Regions from separate parts of the Mus musculus genome. Here regions 1, 2 and 4 are each linked to region 3. A link is a loop called in an ENCODE intact Hi-C map of the cell type or tissue named here. Cell type or tissue: heart. All regions are shown on one strand.

The links. Peaks named below come from ENCODE experiments on the same cell type or tissue, not always from the same donor. Only the 100,000 strongest peaks of a DNase experiment are listed, where the experiment ranks them.
Region 1: a loop joins it to region 3, with 2.2 times the contacts of the local background. A loop is called at or near these places in 2 of 42 quality-filtered maps.
Region 2: a loop joins it to region 3, with 2.2 times the contacts of the local background. A loop is called at or near these places in 2 of 42 quality-filtered maps.
Region 4: it touches region 3 in a loop (2.8-fold over the local background); 6 of 42 quality-filtered maps call a loop at or near these places.

The regions. Positions count from the first base shown.
Region 1 is chr1:80,212,485-80,214,984 of GRCm38, forward strand. It overlaps Fam124b (family with sequence similarity 124, member B), which reads right to left and starts at 1,460. Exons shown (of 2, transcript NM_173425.3): 1 at 449-1,460. The coding sequence starts at 1,180. All of the region lies in intron 1 of 2310015K22Rik (a long non-coding RNA gene), which reads left to right. The region is part of intron 2 of LOC108167342 (a long non-coding RNA gene); the gene reads right to left. In heart, no CTCF peak of the experiment used is centred here; a DNase peak (open chromatin) is centred at 1,547.
Region 2 is chr1:79,750,128-79,752,627 of GRCm38, forward strand. The region is part of intron 1 of Wdfy1 (WD repeat and FYVE domain containing 1); the gene reads right to left. Among named protein-coding and RNA genes, the nearest start is that of Wdfy1, 10 kb to the right of the region's middle. In heart, no CTCF peak of the experiment used is centred here; a DNase peak (open chromatin) is centred at 1,334; H3K27ac peaks cover 310 bases.
Region 3 is chr1:80,339,734-80,342,233 of GRCm38, forward strand. It overlaps Cul3 (cullin 3), which reads right to left and starts at 957. Exons shown (of 16, transcript NM_016716.5): 1 at 513-957. The coding sequence starts at 578. Gm39667 (a long non-coding RNA gene) reads left to right here and starts at 1,180. Exons shown (of 2, transcript XR_865570.2): 1 at 1,180-1,417; 2 at 1,495-2,500. In heart, no CTCF peak of the experiment used is centred here; DNase peaks (open chromatin) are centred at 968 and 1,328; H3K4me3 peaks cover 2,015 bases; H3K27ac peaks cover 1,885 bases.
Region 4 is chr1:80,286,043-80,288,542 of GRCm38, forward strand. Cul3 (cullin 3) reads right to left here. Exons shown (of 16, transcript NM_016716.5): 6 at 857-1,085. Among named protein-coding and RNA genes, the nearest start is that of Gm34098, 51 kb to the left of the region's middle. In heart, no CTCF peak of the experiment used is centred here; no DNase peak of the experiment used is centred here.

The sequences.
Region 1 (2,500 bases), 130 kb before region 3:
AATTTCCTCAGGAATCTCATGTTGCCCAGATGGTAAAGCTGGGACCCTGAGGCCAGCTAGGGGGTGGGGGGTGGGGGTGGGGTAGGGGGTGACTCCCAGAGATTTGACTCGGTCTTGACAAACTTGCCTGGCTGTCCTGCAGGAGAAGCTGGGGCTGAGACAATGGATGGATTATGGTTGGGACCACACCCTGACCAGGACTGCTTAGGCATATTTCTTGCCCTCTATTTAAACTTAAACTTCATGGGGGAGGGGAGTGGCGACAGGAGGGTGATTTCACTTGTTCAATGTAGCCACTTTGAATTCTTTCTCTGTCTTCCTCTACTATTCGTCATTTTAATTGGCCTGCTGTAGATGGACGGCCAAGTCTAGCTTGTTTGAGCTCCCAGGATCCTGGATCTGACCCTACTAAACCTGGTACACCCCAGAAATGAACGAAATGAAATACCTGCAGCAGAATCTTATTGCCATCATAGTCCTGAGTCTGCCACCTCGCGCTGCTGATGGGAACACACGGATTGGGTAGAAGAGGCACCAGCTGCCCAATCTCTTGAACCCTGAACTGCAGCACAGAAGACTCCTTGGGGTCTACTGACATTCCCAGGGGCAGCTGCTTCAGAGAGAGCTGCAGGCTGAAGCCCTCGGTGGCATAGAGGACAAAGAAACAGAAGTCGCTCTTTTGCACAGTGGCGTCTCTCTGTAGAAGCATCTCATAGAGTCTGATGGCATCTTCATAGTTATCAAAACTGCAGTACAGAGTCACCCTGAGGATATCAGTGCCACAATTCACTGGCCTCATGCCCCACACTGGCATCTGGTTGTGCAGACTGTAGAATTCCTGATTGGCAGGGAGATAAGAACAAGACCTCCCCTGTGCATGCTGGGTAGGGAAACCCTGCCAGGGTGAACGCCGTAGGAAGTCCAAGACTCGAAACAACCGTTCTTGTCCCAGGCTTTCCTGAAGGAAGAGCAAAACAGACATTCCTGGGAAGCGGGCCCTCCGCGGGTGGTACTTTTCATGGTAGTTCACTGGCCTGGCACGTTCAGACACCAGGAAGAGACGCACCTCTGGGCAGATACATTCTAGTAGTTGGTCCAGAGCCTGCTGCAGAAGCAAACCGTTCCCAGTGTCGGCAAGAAGATGCACAGTCAAGGCTAGAGGTTCCTGTATCTCATCCATGGCAGGCTATGTGAAGATTATGATGAAGGCCACCCGACAGGGCCCACAGCTCAGCCTTTTAGGAAGAACCAAGGCCTCACGCAGAGCCCTCAGCCTCTATAAAATCTTTAGCAACTTCTGAACCAAGTTCTTCACCAGATCACACATGCTCCTGGCTTCCTCCAGTGCTCCAGCGGGGAATGTCACTCAAGTGTGGAGTCGGCTACACACAACAGAGTCGCTCTATGTCATCCGGTCTGAGCAGATGTAACTATTTGCTTGGCTTTCTCGGGCATTCCCCAGGGTTTTGGTTTGACCTAAAAACCTATAATGCTGAGACCCACGCCCAGTGGGTGGTTCTTACATTCAACTCAATAGAGGAAATGATCGGCCGAAAGGAACAGGAGGCGGCTCTGTTGTGCTGATAGCAATCTGTGGCTCTGTTACACTGACTAGACATCCATTTGGTGGACCACAATGGGCTCTGACTTCCTACTTAAATATCCTGATGTTTACAGTGGCCTGCCAGGCCACCTGAATAGAATGTGTTCTTTAAAACAACTCCCCAGTCTTATCTGCATGCCAGCTACTTGCTTCTGATAATTTTATACTAAGTCACAAAGAAGAGATATTTTGTCTAAATAGTGTTGGCCTCACTGAAAAAAATGCCTGGTTGAATTTAGAGTAAACTGCCATTAAACATCCTATGAATTGATTTAATTAGCCAACAAGCCTACAAAGAAGAGGGTAATTATTCCCCAGTTGCTGACAAGAAACTGAGGCATAGAAAGAAAAAAAAAAAAATTAAGTAACTTTGCCAAACTCACACAGTGAAGTGGCTGAGGTCTTTGAACCCAAGATATCCAATGCTACCTCTCTGGAGCTGAGAAGGCCAGCCACGATTTCTTTTCTCTTATGATGAGGAAAAGCTGCCATGTCAACTTCCTGTTGACACACTCACCTGTGGATACAGGCTGTAGAACCTTAAATAGAAGGATACCCCACCGTTGATGTAATCACCTAATCTGTTCCTAAATTCTTTAATAGTCAAGCCTAGTTGCAAATACCTATAATCCCAGGATTCAGGAGGCTGAGACAGGGGGATCATTGTGAGTTCAAGGCTGGTTGGGCCCTGTAGAAGGCACTCTAGGCTATATATCAAATCTCTATTGCCACAAACAACAAAGAAAAAAATGCTATTCTGATAGTTGTGCTGTTGCTGGGCCCGGATATGCATCGATTTCTAAATGTGAGTTTGATTTAAAAGAAGCTATGAATGCTACAGAATATGTTGTGACTTTCTAATTAGTTCAAAACCAACTTCCTCTAACTTTAATACAC
Region 2 (2,500 bases), 590 kb before region 3:
GTACAGAAAGGAGATCAACCATGATGTACAGAAAGGAGATCAACCATGATCTACAGAAAGGAGATCAACCATGATCTACAGAAAGGAGATCAACCATGATCTACAGAAAGGAGATCAACCATGATCTACAGAAAGGAGATCAACCATGATCTACAGAAAGGAGATCAACCATGATCTACAGAAAGGAGATCAACCATGATCTACAGAAAGGAGATCAACCATGATCTACAGAAAGGAGATCAACCATGATCTACAGAAAGGAGATCAACTATGATCTACAGAAAGGAGATCAACTATGATCTACAGAAAGGCACACCGGAGGATCAGAGAGGAGGGCTCACTTTTCTTTCCTCCAGTCTTCTCAGATGCTGTCAAAGACTTAATCCAACCAAGGTTAAACTATACATTAGGGAATCACGAAGCCCATGAACTCTCCTCCTTGGAAACCACCCTGGAGTAAGGACAAAGACGGACACAAAGCACAGTTCTTTTCTTCAAGGCACCGACTCTCAGGAAACATCTAGGAAAATCAGTATGATTCTTAATTTAGCAGTGCCCGTAAGGACATACATTTGGGTGTGTTACATATTTTCCAGAACACAGGATACCTGAATGATAACCCTGAAGAGCACGTGCCCATCTGTCATCTCCAATGAATGTCATACTCCACTTAAGTATTTCTGAAGAAGCTGAAGTCAAGCACACCCCACCTCCAACAGCAAAAATTAGTGTCTTTTCACCAATTTTCTTCCCAAGACAAACAGTATAAAGCAATTTAATCATTTTCTAATTTTAGGCTGATAACTAGGTAGTGTTCAACCAATTAATTAAAAAGCAATTTTCAGCACATACAATCTGCTACAAAATTAGTCCAAGGTGCCAATTTGTATTAAACACTGAATAAACAGTAATTGGGTACAAAGCTGATTTTTGTGACCTCTTGTAGAGATGCTGGGACTCTGAGACTTGGGACACTCTAAACACTTCTGCCACCATGACAAAGGGAATCGTGTCCTAGTCTGACTGTACTTCTGGAGGATACGGATAAAAATATTTAACTCTGGCACCTAAGATGGTTTCGAGGACACTAAGATGTTAGCCTGACAGGAAGAGGGAGTGACATCATCCTCACTTCAGTCGGCCTTTATCAAATAAATAGCAATTTCCTTCCAACCAAGTTGCTAGAACTCTGACCTCTTCATTTCCGCTAGAGAACAAAGTGTCTCCTTTGGTAACAGGGAGGCAAAACAGTGAACGGTTGTTGAGTGGATCTTGAAACCAAAAGTCTAGGAACTGGCCTGGCTTTCAGGGGGCTTGGCCTGCCTGAGGGAAAGAAGAATGCACTTACTGGCTTGTGCTACAGGAAGGAACAGGGAAGAGCTCAAGGGTCTGTGGGGACCAAGCCTCACAGCCTACTGACTCCATACAGAGAAGACGGCTCTTGGGGACTCTGGTACCTTCACCACCCCAACAAGCAGCATTCCCCACCCCCAAGAAACCACGGACACGTGGTTGAGATGCCTCCTGTGGGTTCTCTGTGTGACTGGAGAAACCAGTCCAGATGTAATCTTTAAAATGATTTTGTGTGACTCCTGTGCTAAGGAAAATCTCAAACTCCAGATGTCAGGGATAATCTAGACAGGCTGGGATCAGCATGGGTCCACAGAATACTCTTTCTTAGGGTTAAAAACAAACAAACAAACAAACAACAAAAAACTTGAGCTCTCCCACTGCCTGGCAGGGCTGTCTGGACACCTATGATTAATAAACTAACCCAAGTAAGCACAGTTAGTGGTAAGTTCTGCTCTCTGGTCCTTTATTGGTTTGTTTAGTGATTCGATCAAACCAGCACTGCACACACTGCTTAAGCTTCACACTGTTTAAGCACTGGAAGAGGCCAGCCCTCGGTGAGTAAAGACAAGCGTGTTAACAGGGAAGGATGTCATGGGGCCAGATCTGTGGGAACAGCGAAAGATGGGCCACACTCAGAAACTCAGGATGCGGGAGCAGGATGGATGAAACAAAACCGTACCCCTCAAAGTCCAGACCTTCAAACAACTTCCCCCTTAGGTATGAGGAAATCAGTCAAGCACACAAGGTAGGAAATGCTGGAGGAAACGTAGTAAGGAGGCCCTTTGAGGGTACCCAAGTAACCCAGGAAAGGCAGTCCAAGTGGTATTTTCTACAAACCTACTGTAACCTAGTACTCCCAAATGCTCCCCATCAACAATGACTTCAAGCATGTGTGTGTGTGTGTGTGTGTATGAGAGAGAGAGAGAGAGAGACACCCTGGTTTCCCCAGAAGCCTTTTCAGGTGACTGACGATCCTGCAGGCAGGCAAACAAACAAAGAAAAAAAAATGAGATAAGAAGAGGAAGTTGCCCTGAGAGGTGACCTTTGGGCCAAGGTCTATACAAAAAAGTCAGCTGCAAGTTCACTTTGATCTTAAAGGGAACTGTTCTGAATAAAGCTGTGTGTGGTTTATGAAAAAAAATGAGTA
Region 3 (2,500 bases):
AGTGGGTCAAGCGCTTAGGAAGCTTTGCAGGATCAAGGATGCTATAAATACTATGCTCCTAGTGTTTTGCCAGTGGGCATTTCTAGCATCTCTGTCAGTGAGTGGGGCAGTGGGATGGCAAGACCGCCCCTGACTACGGAGTCGAGCAGAGGTGGACAGTCCTCCCCACCGCCGTAAAAGCCGAGCCGGCTCCTTCTGGAAACCGCACGCTAAAAGTTACACACACGCCCCACGCGACGGGTGCGGCGGCCACAGCGCGCATCCCCTCAGGGCCGCGGCCCCCGAGGCCCGAGCGAAGGAGGCCCCGGGGCGGCCGGGGCGCGGGGAACGGCCCCGGAGGTGGCCGACCCGGCCCCGCGCCGCCCCGTTGCCGGGAAGCCTCGCGCTCCGCCACCGGCGGCGGCCGTGGGGGGAGGGGAGGCCGGCTGCGGCCTGTTGGCGGAGTTCAGCCCCGGCCTCGCGTGCGGCTCCGGGCCGCGGCTCCCGGTCCCGGGCGCCGAGGACCGACTCACCGGAAAGGCCCGGATCCGCATCTTGGTGTCCTTCCGGCTGCCCGTGCCTTTGCTCAGATTCGACATGGTGCTCGGCCCCTCCCCGGCGGCGGCGCTGACGGCGGCGGCGGCTGCGGCTCGCACTCGGAGGCGCCGGTGTCACATTGAAGGCGGGAGGGCAGCCGCGGGGCTCGGCGGGGGGCGGCGGCGCGGCCCCCGGGCTGGGCTGGGCGGCGGGCCGGCCCCTGGGCGGCCGCGGCGGCGGGGGCGGCGGCTCGGGCTCGGGCGGCTCGGGCTCGGCCGGGGGCTGCGCTGGCGCGGCGGCTCCGCGGGCTTCCCCTCGCGCCGGGCTCGGCTCCCTTTATCGCGCTCCTCCGCGATGGCGGCGGCGGCGGCGACGGACAAACATCTCACTGCGCAGGCCGAACGTCCTCCTCCTCCTTCTCCTCCTCCGCCTCAGCGAGACGAGATCCGGCCCAGAGGGTGGAGGGGGGAGGAGGGAGGGAGGAGAGCGGAGAGTGGAGAGATGGGGGAGGGGGCGGGAGGACGGGAGGGGAGGCGGGAGGCCGCGGCGGGCACGTCAGATCTCGCGAGATCGGGGCGGGCGCGCGGTCGGGGGCGGGGTGGGGCGAAGCCCGGGAAGGGAGGGCGCAGGGAGAAGTGGGGTCTGAACGTGGTGGGGAGGGGGGAGAGGGGTGGATTAAGGAATGGGCGTAGTCAGCGCCCTGGGGGGCGGGGCCTGGTGCAGGAGACGTAGGCTGCGTTTTCAAAAGAGGAGCGTCGGAGACCCCAGTAGGCTGAGGTGGCTTCTGATTGGTGGAGCGCGAAGGTGGTGGGTCACGTGGGTAGTGGGCGGGGGAATTTCCGGAAGGGGGAGAGGGGAGTGTTGTGTTGTGGGCTGGCGGGGCTGAGCTTGGCCCTAGTAGGTAGGTAGTCCTGGGAAAGGGCGTGGGGTGCGAGGAGGAAGGTTCTACGTCCTAGAACTGCTCCTGTGTTTTTCTAGGGCACGTGGCCTAGGGATGGGTACTTGAGCCCAGCCAGAAACTTGAAAGCAGGGTTTGTGCTTGAGTTACCTGCAGACTGCGAAACCAGTGTCCTGTTTTTAGCTAGGTGTTGCAGCGCCTCAGAATCAACCCGGCCTTCTTACACTGTACAAGCTCCTGGGTTTGTTCATTAGTTGATACCTTCTGGAGGATCCAGAGCCCACTAATGTTAAAACCCGGTTTTTGTTTGTGCCGAAATAAAACAAATGCCTAATATACTACAATATTGTGTTAAACATACGACCATTTCCAAGAACAGTATAGATCATTAAAACCAAAAGCACTGTGAAATTAAGTTTGCTGTAGGTTTGGAGACATTTTTCTATTTGTTCGGGGACTCTTATCCTATAGTCGAAATGTCCAATTCGACTGCTTTTGGCTTCTAATTCAGTATGAATCCTACATCTACCTTGCATACTTGCTCATTTGCTGTTTCCAACGCCCCTGGGAAATCTGAGATTCTCCCAGTTTTGGATCTTCCCATTTTGAGTGAACTGTTGTTGGGATTAGCACCTACAATTGAAATTGGTGGCCCATGACCTTAATCCCAGCATTTGGGAAGCAGAGGCAGGTGGATTTCTGAGTTCGAGGCCAGCCTGGTCTACAGAGTGAGTTCCAGGACAGCCAGGGCTACACAGAGAAACCCTGTCTTGAACACCCTTCACACACCCCCGCCCTCCAAAAGGGAAAACTTGATAAAGCTTGTTTATTTATGGTTGAATTGACCCTAAATTATTTGTAATGACTAAGCTTAGAGAGTTAAGCTAAAAATAAAATATCAAGAATGGGTTAAGTAAAACAAGGAAGGGCTCTGATGAATATAGTGAGTGATGCATAGTTGTTTATAACTAGTATGCTAATTGATTGCCATTTCCATAATTATCAGGATATAAAACCTTTTTCTATTGGCTGTCCTATCATATGGCTCTATTTCTTATTACAATATACATTTTAAGCCATTGGCTT
Region 4 (2,500 bases), 54 kb before region 3:
TTTTTTCAAAATAATAGAAACAATAAATTTGAGCACTTGCCAAATATTTAATTAAAAGTATAACTAAGTAAAAAGTCAAGGATTCCATTAGAGACTAAGAGGATAGATAACTCTTTCCTGCCCATATTTCTCTAACACCTGCCTTTCTGTATCTTGTATGTCTTGTCATAAAAACACAAAACAAAAAACTTTTTACATTCCTCATCTAGCTCATACAAATAGGCAGTATGTTTTCTTTTACTGCTAGTACACAGCTAGAATACTGCTAAGATCTCACCAAGGAAGTAGGGAAAAAAATCATGGCTACTAAAAAGAACATCATCGCTGTCATATAAAATGAAAGCTTCAAAGCAAAACACCAAAAACCAAGATCTCTTACAGAACACTCAATCATTTCATAACTTCTAAACATAAACATGGTAAATTAATGCTACTATAGTTAAATGTATTATCTCAAAAATTGCTAACGTTTTTGCTCTACTTCTTGTCTGCTAGTTTTTCTAAATTCTCTTACATGGAACACAGGGTACAAACACACAAGCACACAATGCTCCAGCCTTGTAAGAATGTGTGGGACTAGAAAGCACTCACATTCATTTGTGTTTAAGAAAGTACAGAAGGAGTGCATAAGGAACCCACTGGCCTATGGTTAAACACTGAACTTACTCTTCTGCAAACAAATGTGAAAAACAGGAAGAAAACGTAACCGAATACACTAGATATATAACAGTTTCTTGAATAATACAACGAAAAGCTTTAACCCCACCCCACTGCTAACTAGGATAAGTTATTACAACATTGCTTTTTGAAAGCTGACATTCCTCAGGTAGAATTACTTTTAATTGATAACACTTACCTTCTGTCTTTCCATTTTTCAGCATATGTACTAGCCCAGAATTTTCCATTTCTACAATAGTCTTCATGTGCTTGGAAATGAGTTCCCTCTCCACCACCTTCACAATAGGCTCTTCTGTGGATTTGTCAAGGCAGTGCATCACCCGCTCTATTTCCTCATTAATCCTAGCTTCTACTTTCTTTATATATACTGAAGCACTGTTTTCTGCTAAAAATTTCTGGCTTTCCATCTGCAATTAAGATTTTTTAAAAACAATAAAATAATGTGTTTCTATTCTAACAGGGTTTCTATAGCATTTACAATGAATCATACCACGTAGTTTAACAGTTAAAGACACATTTCATGCAGTTTCTTATACGGATTTGTTTAATCTAATTAGTCTTTAAAGCTTTTATTTATGTAAAACAAAATTAACACATTATCTTTAAGCAGTGTTTTAAAGATCTGCTAATATACTGCAAATTCAAGCATCTGACCTTAGTCAGGAGAGGAGCTTCTTTCATTATTATGTTAAACGTACTGGAAAGATTCACTTTCACAGCCTTTGCCGAACACACCATCATTACTGATATTTTTCTGATATTCCATTCTACAGCTTAAAGTACACACACACACATTTTGAGAAAAATAACTTTTAAATAACTATTAATCTTGTCTGCTTTGTCCTTACTAGTTTTAGAGTTACTAATGTCATCTCAATAGATTTTAACCTGATAGCAGCATTAATCAATATATCTAAGAATTATATAATAAAATATGATATACCAAAAAAAAAAAAAAAAAAAAGCAGCACTCTCTACCTAGCAAAAAAAATCAAGTTCCTAAGAACAGACTTTAACACACTAAACAAAAATCTCGGCAAGACCATCTCCATTCATAATAAATACTGTGCATCTTTATTAATTAAGTATACCTGTAATATGCATGTAACTACAGCATATTTTGGAGATGAAAAAAAAACTAGCATTAAAACCAGCTAATGCATTATTTAAATATAAGCACTGCTTCTAAGATTATAAACTCATAAAGCATGACCCTATCTCTCCTGTGCAGTCACAAAGATCTTTCTAATAGCTGGCTATGAACCAGTTTGGAAGAAAGCAGCAACTCCATCTTTTTGGGAGCAAATTATCAAGCTCTATAGTAATGCACATCTAATGGCTCTTATGAATGAATTACTGAACTTCCAAGTTAACAATAACTTGACACTGATTTATTCTTAAAATCATATTATCAGAATAAAAACTTAGGTTGGGTATCACTATATTTCCTCTGTAAAACAGTTGATGGTTAAGGAAGGATGCCTGGCCATTCTTACAGTTCTTACATTTGTCAATACTAAGTGTTATTGCTACAATTCATTATTAATCTAATATGATCCCACTTTTAGAATTTAATTGGTTTGGGACACTGTGATGTTTTAAAACAATTTTACTTGCTTAACTCAGATTTAATTTTCTAATTAGTAACCTTTAAGTTAGGAAAAAATCTTGTTTGGAATCATATATATTGCTAATATTTATTATATTAGTAACTGATATCTAAAAAGCCTACAGAGATTTTATTGGTGATATGTGAGATTTAGAGTAATTAGATAAATACAATAAGGTCTTAAGATACTCATGTTTTTTAGCATATAATTTT